Regions from separate parts of the Homo sapiens genome. Here region 2 is linked to region 1. A link is a contact called in ENCODE Hi-C or POLR2A ChIA-PET data. All regions are on one chromosome and are shown on one strand. The core of a region is the stretch at or near the end of the contact, and the rest is flanking DNA. Distances in the headings are between cores, read along the strand shown.

What was found. A loop is a pair of places that touch in the nucleus more often than their neighbours do. ChIA-PET counts read pairs that join two places held with the same protein, here RNA polymerase II (POLR2A). Pooled maps may share reads with other maps.
Region 2: a map of natural killer cell shows a loop between it and region 1 (15-fold over the local background). The contact joins the promoter of SLC25A14 here to the promoter of ZNF280C in region 1. A Hi-C loop is called at or near these places in 22 of 168 maps with a recorded cell type or tissue (B cell, CD4-positive, alpha-beta T cell, CD4-positive, alpha-beta memory T cell and 16 more), 23 of 37 single-sample maps with no recorded cell type and 24 of 50 pooled maps. POLR2A ChIA-PET finds 5 or more read pairs at or near these places in 17 of 52 experiments (A549, A673, AG04450 and 14 more).

Annotation. Positions count from the first base shown.
Region 1 is chrX:130,267,053-130,271,737 of GRCh38, reverse strand. It overlaps ZNF280C (zinc finger protein 280C), which reads left to right and starts at 2,839. Exons shown (of 19, transcript NM_017666.5): 1 at 2,839-2,976. RefSeq lists a silencer at 3,059-3,138.
Region 2 is chrX:130,338,103-130,342,787 of GRCh38, reverse strand. SLC25A14 (solute carrier family 25 member 14) reads right to left here and starts at 2,869. Exons shown (of 11, transcript NM_001282195.2): 1 at 2,812-2,869; 2 at 2,435-2,681. The coding sequence starts at 2,509. RefSeq lists a silencer at 2,642-2,851 and an enhancer at 2,664-3,237.

The sequences.
Region 1 (4,685 bases), core at 1,590-4,089:
GAGGGAGGGAGGGAGGGAGGGAGGGAGAAAGAGAGAAAAGAACGAATTGATATGTGCTACAACATGGATGAACCTACTTCAGAAACATTATAGTGAATGAAAGAAGCTAGACATGAAAAACTACATACTGTATGATTACATTTATATGTGATATCCAGAATAGGCAAATCCATAGATAAAAAACGTTAATTAATGATTGGTGAGAGGATACAAATAGGAGGAAATTAGGAGTGGCTACTAATAGGTTTGCAGGTTTTTTGGTGGGAGGTAATGAAAATGTTCTGGAATTAGATAGCAGTGATGGTTGCACAATACTGTAAATATATATAAGAAATCACTCTATTGTACACTTCAAAATGGTAGATTTTTTTCATGTAAATTTGTCTCAATTTTTAAAATTGTCAGAAAAACCTATACAGGAGTAAGCCCTCATTTACTGGAAGTGCTGAAAAATAAAAAAGAACGTACGGCCAGCCAGTCAAGAGAACCAATATAGAGTGGTTTTCTAGAAGCCTGGGGAAGAGTTTTAAGAACAGTTAAAAATCACCCAAACAATTTCCCATGTGTTAATTCCATTCTCACCAGACATCCTTTTAATTATTGTTATTATTTAGTTTCTCAAATTTTCATCTTGATAGAAAATTTGCTGACCAGAGTCTGCAAACAGTCAACTGACCAGAGCCCGCTGGTCTTCTTGGCTGTATTTTTCACGAAAAAAAGAATAAGTTAGATTGAAATTTGGGTGTATAAGTGTTTTCTGGTCATCCTGCTGAGGCAGTTTGACCATTCCTCCTCGTAATTTTAGGTTGGATGTGGACACTCGTGACACTAGATATGACAAGAGAATTTGAGAGAAATTTTATTACCCTGGGGACTAGTGGGGGTAAGTGAGGGAGGGCTGGGTGCTGCAAACAGGTCTGGGCTGGTTTCAGAGGCAGAGGAAGTTGGATGGGCCTTTATAGCATCTAGGAAGTGGGGCTGGTGAAAATGCCGCACAGGCTGTAGATTTGCAAGTTTTAAATTTCTCAACTGCACCAATTTTTGTTGCCAGTTTTAAATTTCCCACCAATGCCAAAGAAGGAGGCAGGCTGGAGAATCACAAGTTTTAAATTTCCCACTACAGCCAAAAGCAGAGTCATGCGGCTGTAGATTTGCTAGTTTTAAATTTCCTGCTGGCATCAAAGGAAAAGGTGCCCGGACTTTCTTATCACCCTGACCGGAAGCAGGGACCAACTATGCATGCTCCAAGATTTTGGGACTTTTCACTGTTTTATTTTGATTATTCTCTGTCTTTTCCTGTAAAGCTTATTTTCAGGGTCAGAAGCAAATAGCTGTATAAATAAGAAAGAAAAAACTAGCTCAAATAAAAAAAATGGTAGGATTCAGTGACAGGATTTACGTGTGTGTTATGTAAGCCACACGATATTTTCAGTCTGGGCAACTCTTAAGAGATGAATTGGGCCAGGCGTGGTGGCTCACGCTTGTAATCCCAGCACTTTGGGAGGCCGAGGCAGGCAGATCACCTGAGGTGGGGAGTTCGAGACCAGCCTGACCAACATGGAGAAACCCCGTCTCTACTAAAAATACAAAATTAGTCGGGTGTGGTGGCGCATGCCTGTAATCCCAGCTACTCGGGAGGCTGAGGCAGGAGAGTCACTTGAACCCGGGAAGCGGAGGTTGCGGTGAGCCAAGATCACGCCATTGGACTCCTGCCTGGGCAACAAGAGCGAAACTCCGTCTCAAAAAAGAAAAAGAGAGATGAACCAGTACTGCTATAAACCTTGTGGAGAAATTTGGGAGAAGAAACTTTTACAGTTCAAAGCACAATGTCTAGAAAATGTTTCTGTAAGCAGTATTTTGGCAAGTGTTTTTCTTGTAAATGTATTTACAAGTTCCAGTGATTCTCCCGCCTCAGCCTCCCAAGTAGCTGGGATTACAGGCATGTGCCACCACACCCTGCTAATTTTGTATTTTTAGTAAAGATGGGGTTTCACTATGTTGGTCAGGCTGACTGGGGTTCAGAGAAGGAGGAGGAGAAAGGCGAGGAGGAAAGGGAAGTGGTCTCAAACTCCTCACCCCAGGTGATCCACCCACCTCAGCCTCCCAAAGTGCTGGAATTAGAAGTGTGAGCCACCGCGGCCAGCCCACGGACGGACGGCTGGTACTTACATGTGCACAAGTGCAGCTACTTTACTTACCGTCGAAGGCAGCGGAGGAAGTGTAATTGACTAGCGTGGATGCAGCTTTTCTAAGCAAACGCTCGATTTAACCTGGAGTTGTCATCCCACAAAATACATTGTACCTGACTACAGAGAAACATGAATTCTGGGTCTTCCTTGTGTGTAAGAGTAAATGTATTTTTCCTTAGCATTTTTTGTACCTACTATAGGCATCCATATGGCAATTAGAAGTAACAGAGAGACAAGCAAAACCATATGTTTAAAACAAAAGGTAAAAATAACTAGTATTTTGAGACGTGTTTCAAGTACAGTATTTCCAGAAAACAATATATTTATATTTTTAACTCGTGTCTTTAGCCCTCACACACAAGGAAGACCCAGAATTCATGTTTCTCTGTAGTCAGGTACAATGTATTTTTTGGGATGACAACTCCAGGTTAAATCGAGCGTTTGCTTAGAAAAGCTGCATCCACGCTAGTCAATTACACTTCCTCCGCTGCCTTCGACGGTAAGTAAAGTAGCTGCACATGTGCACATGTAAGTACCAGCCGTCCGTCCGTGGGCGGTTAAAAGGCCCCGGATGTTCAGGGGGTGGAGTCGGCGTCTACCCATGAGGCAGCGCGTGCAGTTATATACTTCTGCCCCCGGCTGAGACGCCGGTTCCGCGCTGGAAGTCTCCGGGGGAGTCGCTGTTGCTGAGGCTGTCGCCTGAGGTTTTTCGCGCTCCTCCCTTTCCTCCTCCTCTTTCTCCTCCTCCTTATCCGAACCCCAGTCAGACCGATCTGCTCTGCTCTCGGTAAGCGGCCCCCGCCCCCGCCTGTGCCGCGCGGAAGGAGGCAGCAGCTCTCCCGCGCGGCCGAGGCAGCCTTCCCCAGAGGGCGGTTCTGAGGGCGGCTGGCTGAGGGTCTCTATGCCGGTGCGGATCGACGGGGGTGCGGGGGAGGGGACAGGCTTGGCGGCGTGGTAGCTGGTGGGCCACCATCTTGCGCCGGGCCCTGAAGGGGGAGGGTTTTCTGGAGGTAGAGCCTGGCGGCCCGCGGCGGGCAGTGGTTTCGCGGGCCGCGGCAGCTGCGGCAGCCTTCTCACCTCCTGAGTCCTGTCGGTCTGTTTCCAACCCGGTTTGGGCTTTTCATTCTGGAGGCAACTCCCTTTCGTCTTTTGTACGGTTGATACTGATGTTTGACGGAGACCCGCCCACCCTCAAGTCTCTTCAATCAAACGAAAAGAGACTTGAGGGGATTCCGAACTTTCAGGCATCAGAGACCCTGTGACCCCTTCTTTCTGCGCAGGTTCCCCCCACACAGGACCGGTCATTCCATGCCCACAACCTTGTTCTGGCCAAAGGGACTTCCCTTCTCTGTCACAGAAATCGTGCTCTATTCCGTTATTGTCTAGAGGATAAGAGCCCTGAGGAGAAACGTGGAGTTAAATACACTATATTCTAACTAGGAGGTTTGCAGGTTTTACTTAAAGAGATGGAAAAAATTATGCTGAGGTATACTCCTGCTCTAGAGATGGAGGGAGTTCCTTTCAACTTCTCTCAGGTTTTAATGCTTTTTTAAGGAGAAATTCGAGAGGAAATTGTCAAGTGAACCAGCTTCTGCAAGCACGGGAGACCTTCATCCAGGGGATTCTCTTTGTTTGGAAAGATTTGTTAGTTTTGTGGAGTTTTTTAAATCTGCGACCTTAAATTTTTTTTACTATTGTTTTCAGGTTTGGACTATGAGTTGTAATGTCTTTTAGTGCCCCTAAACATAAAATAGAAACCTAGAAGTAGAGTTTTAAACTGCAAAAGTCTCCTCTTAGTATTTGTGAGGTGTCCTGGTTTGGGGGTTACTGTGCAAACTTAATCTCCTTACGCAGAAACTTCACTGAGCCTACAAAGGCACTGATTTGCTTGTAAAATTAGGGCTGTGTACCTTTGATGTTTCTACAGCAGTACAGATTCCATTATAATCGTATCTTGCATTTGTATATTTCATTGGTAGCACCCCTTTTGAGATGGGCTGTAGGGTGTCGTTAGAACTGTTTGAAGATGAGGAAACAGCCTCAAGGACAGAACTTTACCGAGGTCATGTGCCTAGGAAGTGATGGAACCAATTCTTAAACCTAGGCTTTCTGACCCTCATCCAATGTTCAATTTGGTATATTATGTCTCACTTTTTGTGAGAGTGAGGTGGTCACGGAGAATAAGCAAGGAGGCTCACTTAAAAGTTTTAAGAAGTATTATTCAATTCCTTTTTCCTTTATATTTTTATTTTTAAGGCTTCATTTTTTTTCGACTTTTTCATACTTTAATATTATTTCTAAGCATGTTGAAGAGTTGAAGAATATCCTATTGAAAAAGTTCTTAGGTTGAATAACTCCAAATCTCAGCTACTTGGTTTTCAGTGAGTTTGTCTTAAGTAGTGATTCAAAAAGATTTGATTTCCTCAGTAATTTTTTTTTTTTTTTTTTGAGACGGAGTCTCGCAATGTCGCCCGGGCTGGAGTGCAGTGGCGCGAT
Region 2 (4,685 bases), core at 1,620-4,119, 71 kb before region 1:
TTTGTGTACCCTTCCCACATTTTCATTTACATTTTACTGGCCCATGAAATCCAAAAATCTGGAGACCACAGGCAAAACCCACCATTGCCACAATCACGACTTCCCTACCCCCATCTGATAGTAAAATCTCTTTCACTCCAATGTTAGGAAAAAATCTTATGAAGAAATCCTGGATCATATTTGATTAGATCTGTTTTTAGACACTCCCTCCTCATATTGAGCCAAAAGTCTGTCTTCCTCTAATTTGTACCCAGTCTTTGGAGGTAATATTCAACAAATGCATTCTTTTTTCCCTAGGCAAGCCCTTCAAATATTTAAAGACAGCTATGATGTTCTCTTACATCTCATGTTTCTTGAGCTAAATATCCATGATCTTTCTCTTCATTTGACACATTATACTTCAATTACTAGAGCTTAAAATTGCACTCACTTTTTTGGGAGCCACATCACACTATCAAATCATTAAACTGTCAGCTGAAACCTCCAAGTCTTTTACATAAAGTTGTCTACATGCATGCGTGTTGTGTCACACCTATTCTACAGGTGTGCAATATTTTTTGAACCTTCTTTTATCCCTTCTATATCTTAATCTCAGGCATAAAAATAATGACTAGGATGAGGGTCAACTTCAAGATGTCCAATGTTATTTCCTCTCTTAACTAAGTAAGATCCCCAAGGGAAGATACTATATCTCACAGTACTTTTTATAACCCCCATTATAGCTTGCATAGAATTGAATACATATCCATTCAATACTTAGTTGGTTTTGCAGTGTGACATCCTTTACCTATGTATGCAGCCTGTATATAAAAGATTGCAGAGGAAACAAGGAAGGTAACTTGCTGGACCTGGCCAATGCTACACACCCTGTGTATGACACTATCTTGATCCCCAGATATTCTCTGCCTGCGAACCCTGTTCCCTTGCTTTTGTTCCAAGGAATTACTTATGTAAAATACCCCAAGCCCTCTAAAAATTATTTTAACTTGTAGGGGCTAACCCCAAATATGCGTAAAAGTAGTCATATCTAAGGTAAAATAAAAATATAGTACCCTAAATATTTTTACTGTATAAAGAAACCAATGAAAATTGTCTTCAAAATGCCAACATTTATTCTGAAGATCTGACTTCGGAGAATTTGATAGACTAATGAGTGAAAGTAAGAATGTCCTACAATACAAGTTACATTGCCCTATACTACTCCCAAGATCTGGTCAGGAAACTCTGGGTGCCTCTCCTGCTTTCTCCTTTAAGAAAGAGTAGAAATTAGAGATTCTCAGATTCAGAAGGTAACAATGGAGAGCCAAGCAGATATTTATTGAAGGCATGCTAAATGCCCAAACCTGCAATGCACTTTGGGTATAATCATATTTGAAAAACACAGATATTCGTTCTAGCACCAAGACAATATTTACCACTCAACCTGTCTTTTCTGAATAACCAATGAGATGGGACAGAGAAAAAAGTACGAAATACAGTACTTGCCTTTCAAGAGCTTATAATCTGGTGGAAGAAATCAAAGTAGTGCGTTAGAGAAAAATTAAGTACTAAACTGTGTAGTACAAACTTTAAGAGCAAGAGGAGCATAGAAAAGACTACAACCAGCATGGGATTGACTAATTTGAAAATTGCCGAGGTGAGAGAACCTAAATTGAACCTTGAGAGACGGTAGGTACAACCTGGTTAGGTGCAGGTAAGGGAGAGGGGCAGGGAAGAGAGAATGAACAGAAACACAAATGTGGGAACAAGCACAGCATGTAGAAGCAGGCATCAGTATGGTTTGTGCCAAGAAGAAAGGAACCTAACTGGAACAGAGAATTCCCTTGTTGACTGAAACAGTATCAGACAAGAAGTGTGATAAGGAGCATGTTATGTTGAAAGGCTTGAAACCAAGGGGTGGGGGTAGGGGGTGTAGGAGGGGGCTGCATGTTTTGTGTGTGTGTGTTTAACAACGAAGTGACTTGAGGAAATCCACCACATTTTAGCCTATTAGGGCTGCAGCAAACACAGTGGATTACATTACAAACGGGAGAGGCAGGGAGACTAGCTTAGGATGGTGCAAAGTACAGCAGACAAAGATGCTTGTTGGCACTGAGGTTAGAGATAGACTTCCCCAATGAAGACACAAAGAACTCGATGATGTAGGGAATGAAGACGAGGGAAGAGTTCATGATAACGCTAGGCATCTCTAGGCTGGGGGGAAAAACAACAACAACAAGGAATCACTGACAGGAAACCATAAATGTCCCTGCTGTTATCCTGTCTGAGAAACTAATTCATGTTGATAACAGCTGTCATGCCAATCAAGTAACTGAACTGCATTTTAATAGATGCCTTCAATGCCTTGACCTCAGGAGTGACAGGGGGTAGAAACCGAAGGGGAGCATCTTTCAACAGTATCCCTTACACTAATACAATGGAGGTGTTTGCTTACTCCGCTTACAATCACGGCCGCCGTTGCAAACTTCACCCTTAGAAAAATTAGGATTATTCCGGGAAAGATACCCATTCACCCTCTGGGTAGCAGGATCTTGCCAGTTCCTCAGCTGTCAGAGCGAGCTCGTGGAGAGAAGGGAGGCGCCTGAAGAAGGCGGCCTCCCAGGGGGGTCGAGGAAGCAGGGTTCAATCGAAGAAGTAAAACCACCGATGCCAGAAGAGTGAAAGACAGGGAAGGGACTCAGCTGAGGGGAGAGAGAGACCAGAGGACCGTTAAGCCCCTCCCAGGCCGGGAACCAGGCCAGCCCGGCCCCGCGCGGCCTGGCGCGGCCCAGCCCCGCTCCCCAGCCTGGAAGTCCAGGAGCTCCCCCTCACCTGCTCGGGCTCATCGGACGACTGGGAAGCTGAGGCTCCCACAGTCGGAAACGCCACTGCAGCGCCAACCCGGAAGCATTGAAACCAACGGAAGTAACCAAAGCGTTGCTTCGGCAACCGCGGCGCAGCCATTTCAACTCCGCCCCTTCCAAAACTAAAAACAAAGGCGCGAAATAAGAGGCGGAAGCGGCAGAGTTCTAAAGGCGAGGGTCGGAACCACTGCAGGCGCAGAAGCCTAGAGGGGCAACCGGACTTGCGGGAGGTGGAGGCAGGGCAGCTAAGGCGTGAGAATTTGGTAGCTTCCCCAGTTAACGTGCTCGCCAGAGGGGAAAGAGGTGTCGCCTCGTCACCGCGAAACCCACCCACCTGGCGCGTAGAAGGACTAGAAAAGGAAGGGGCCTCGCCCCGGTATCAGGGCTTGAGGAGTGGGTCAAGGGGAGTGGTGGGCGTAGTGCCCTGCGCGCTCAGTACGAAAAAGGCGGCAACGTGGAGGGGGTGGGGCAAAGGCTTCAAAACAAAAGTAGGAAAGTGAGACATAGGGGTGAGCCGAATTTAGTGAGGTGCCTGGGCTCAATGAGAAAATAAAGTTCAAGGCCAGGCGCGGTGGCTCACGCCTGTAATCTCAACACTTTGAGGGTCCGGGCGCATCACTTGATGCCAGGAGTTTTGAGACCAGCCTGGCCAACATGGTGAAATCCCGTCTCTAGTAAAAATGCAAAAAAATTAGCTGGGTGTGGTGGCACGCACCTGTGGTCCCAGCTACTCGGGAGGCTGAGGCAGGAGAGTCACTTGAACCCCGGAGGTGGAGGTTGCAGTGAGCTGAGATCACGCCACTGCCCTCTAGCCTGGGTGACAAAGCAAGACTCCATCCAAGAAAGGAGAGAAAGAGAGAGAGAGAGAAAGAGAAAGGAAGGAGGGAGGGAGAGAGAGAAAGAAAAGAGAAAGGGAGAGAAAGGAAGGGGGGGAGGGAAAGAAGGGAGGGAGGGACGGAGAATGATCCAGACAGCACCTACTGGACGTCAGACATTAACCAGTGAAAAATTACGGTCAGACCCCTTACTCGAAGCTCTTGCTTTAATCAGAAACTTCACTTAAGAAAGAGCAAGTTGGATACCAAAAAGGGGACCACAAAAAGCTAAACAGATGAGGCAGAAAAACACCAACGGGAAATCCCAGTTAATCCAAACCTCATAATCCACCAGAAGATGCCAAGAGTCCGACCCCCAGCTTCCGACTCTGGCCCCTCTGGCTGCTGGAAGGGGAAACCGCAAAGCCCCTGGGTGATTCCATTAGCCAATGTGCTATGACGTCCGATTTTTGAGCTATGACGTCCGATTTTTGAGCCTCTTAACAACGTTCCCTAATCACGCGAGAGTACGCAATAATAGGGTTTATTGCTTATGTGTTATAAGGAAAAGTCAGTGCAAGTTGGCCCTAAATGGTTATTTGTTGAATGAATAAATATTTGGAACTATGTTCTTCCAAAAGGATATTTCTCATTTTAGTTCACCTTGTTTTATTTTGTTGGGTTTTGTTTGTTTTTTTTTGGACAGAGTCTCACTTTGTGGTCCAGGCTGGAGTGCAGTGGTGCGATCTCGGCTCACTGCAACCTCCACCTCCCAGGTTCAAGCGATTCTCCTGCCTCAGCCTCCTGAGTAGCTGGGATTACAGGTGCCTGCTACCACACCCAGCTAATTTTTGTATTTTTAGTAGAGACGGGGTTTCGCCATGTTGGCCATGCTGATCGCCAACTCCTGGCCTCAGGTGATCCACCCGCCTTGGCCCCTCAAAGTGCTGGGATTAAAGGCGTGAGCCACCTCGTCTGGCCTGTGTTTTTGTTTGTTTGTTTTGTTTTCCACTTAAAAATTTCTCCA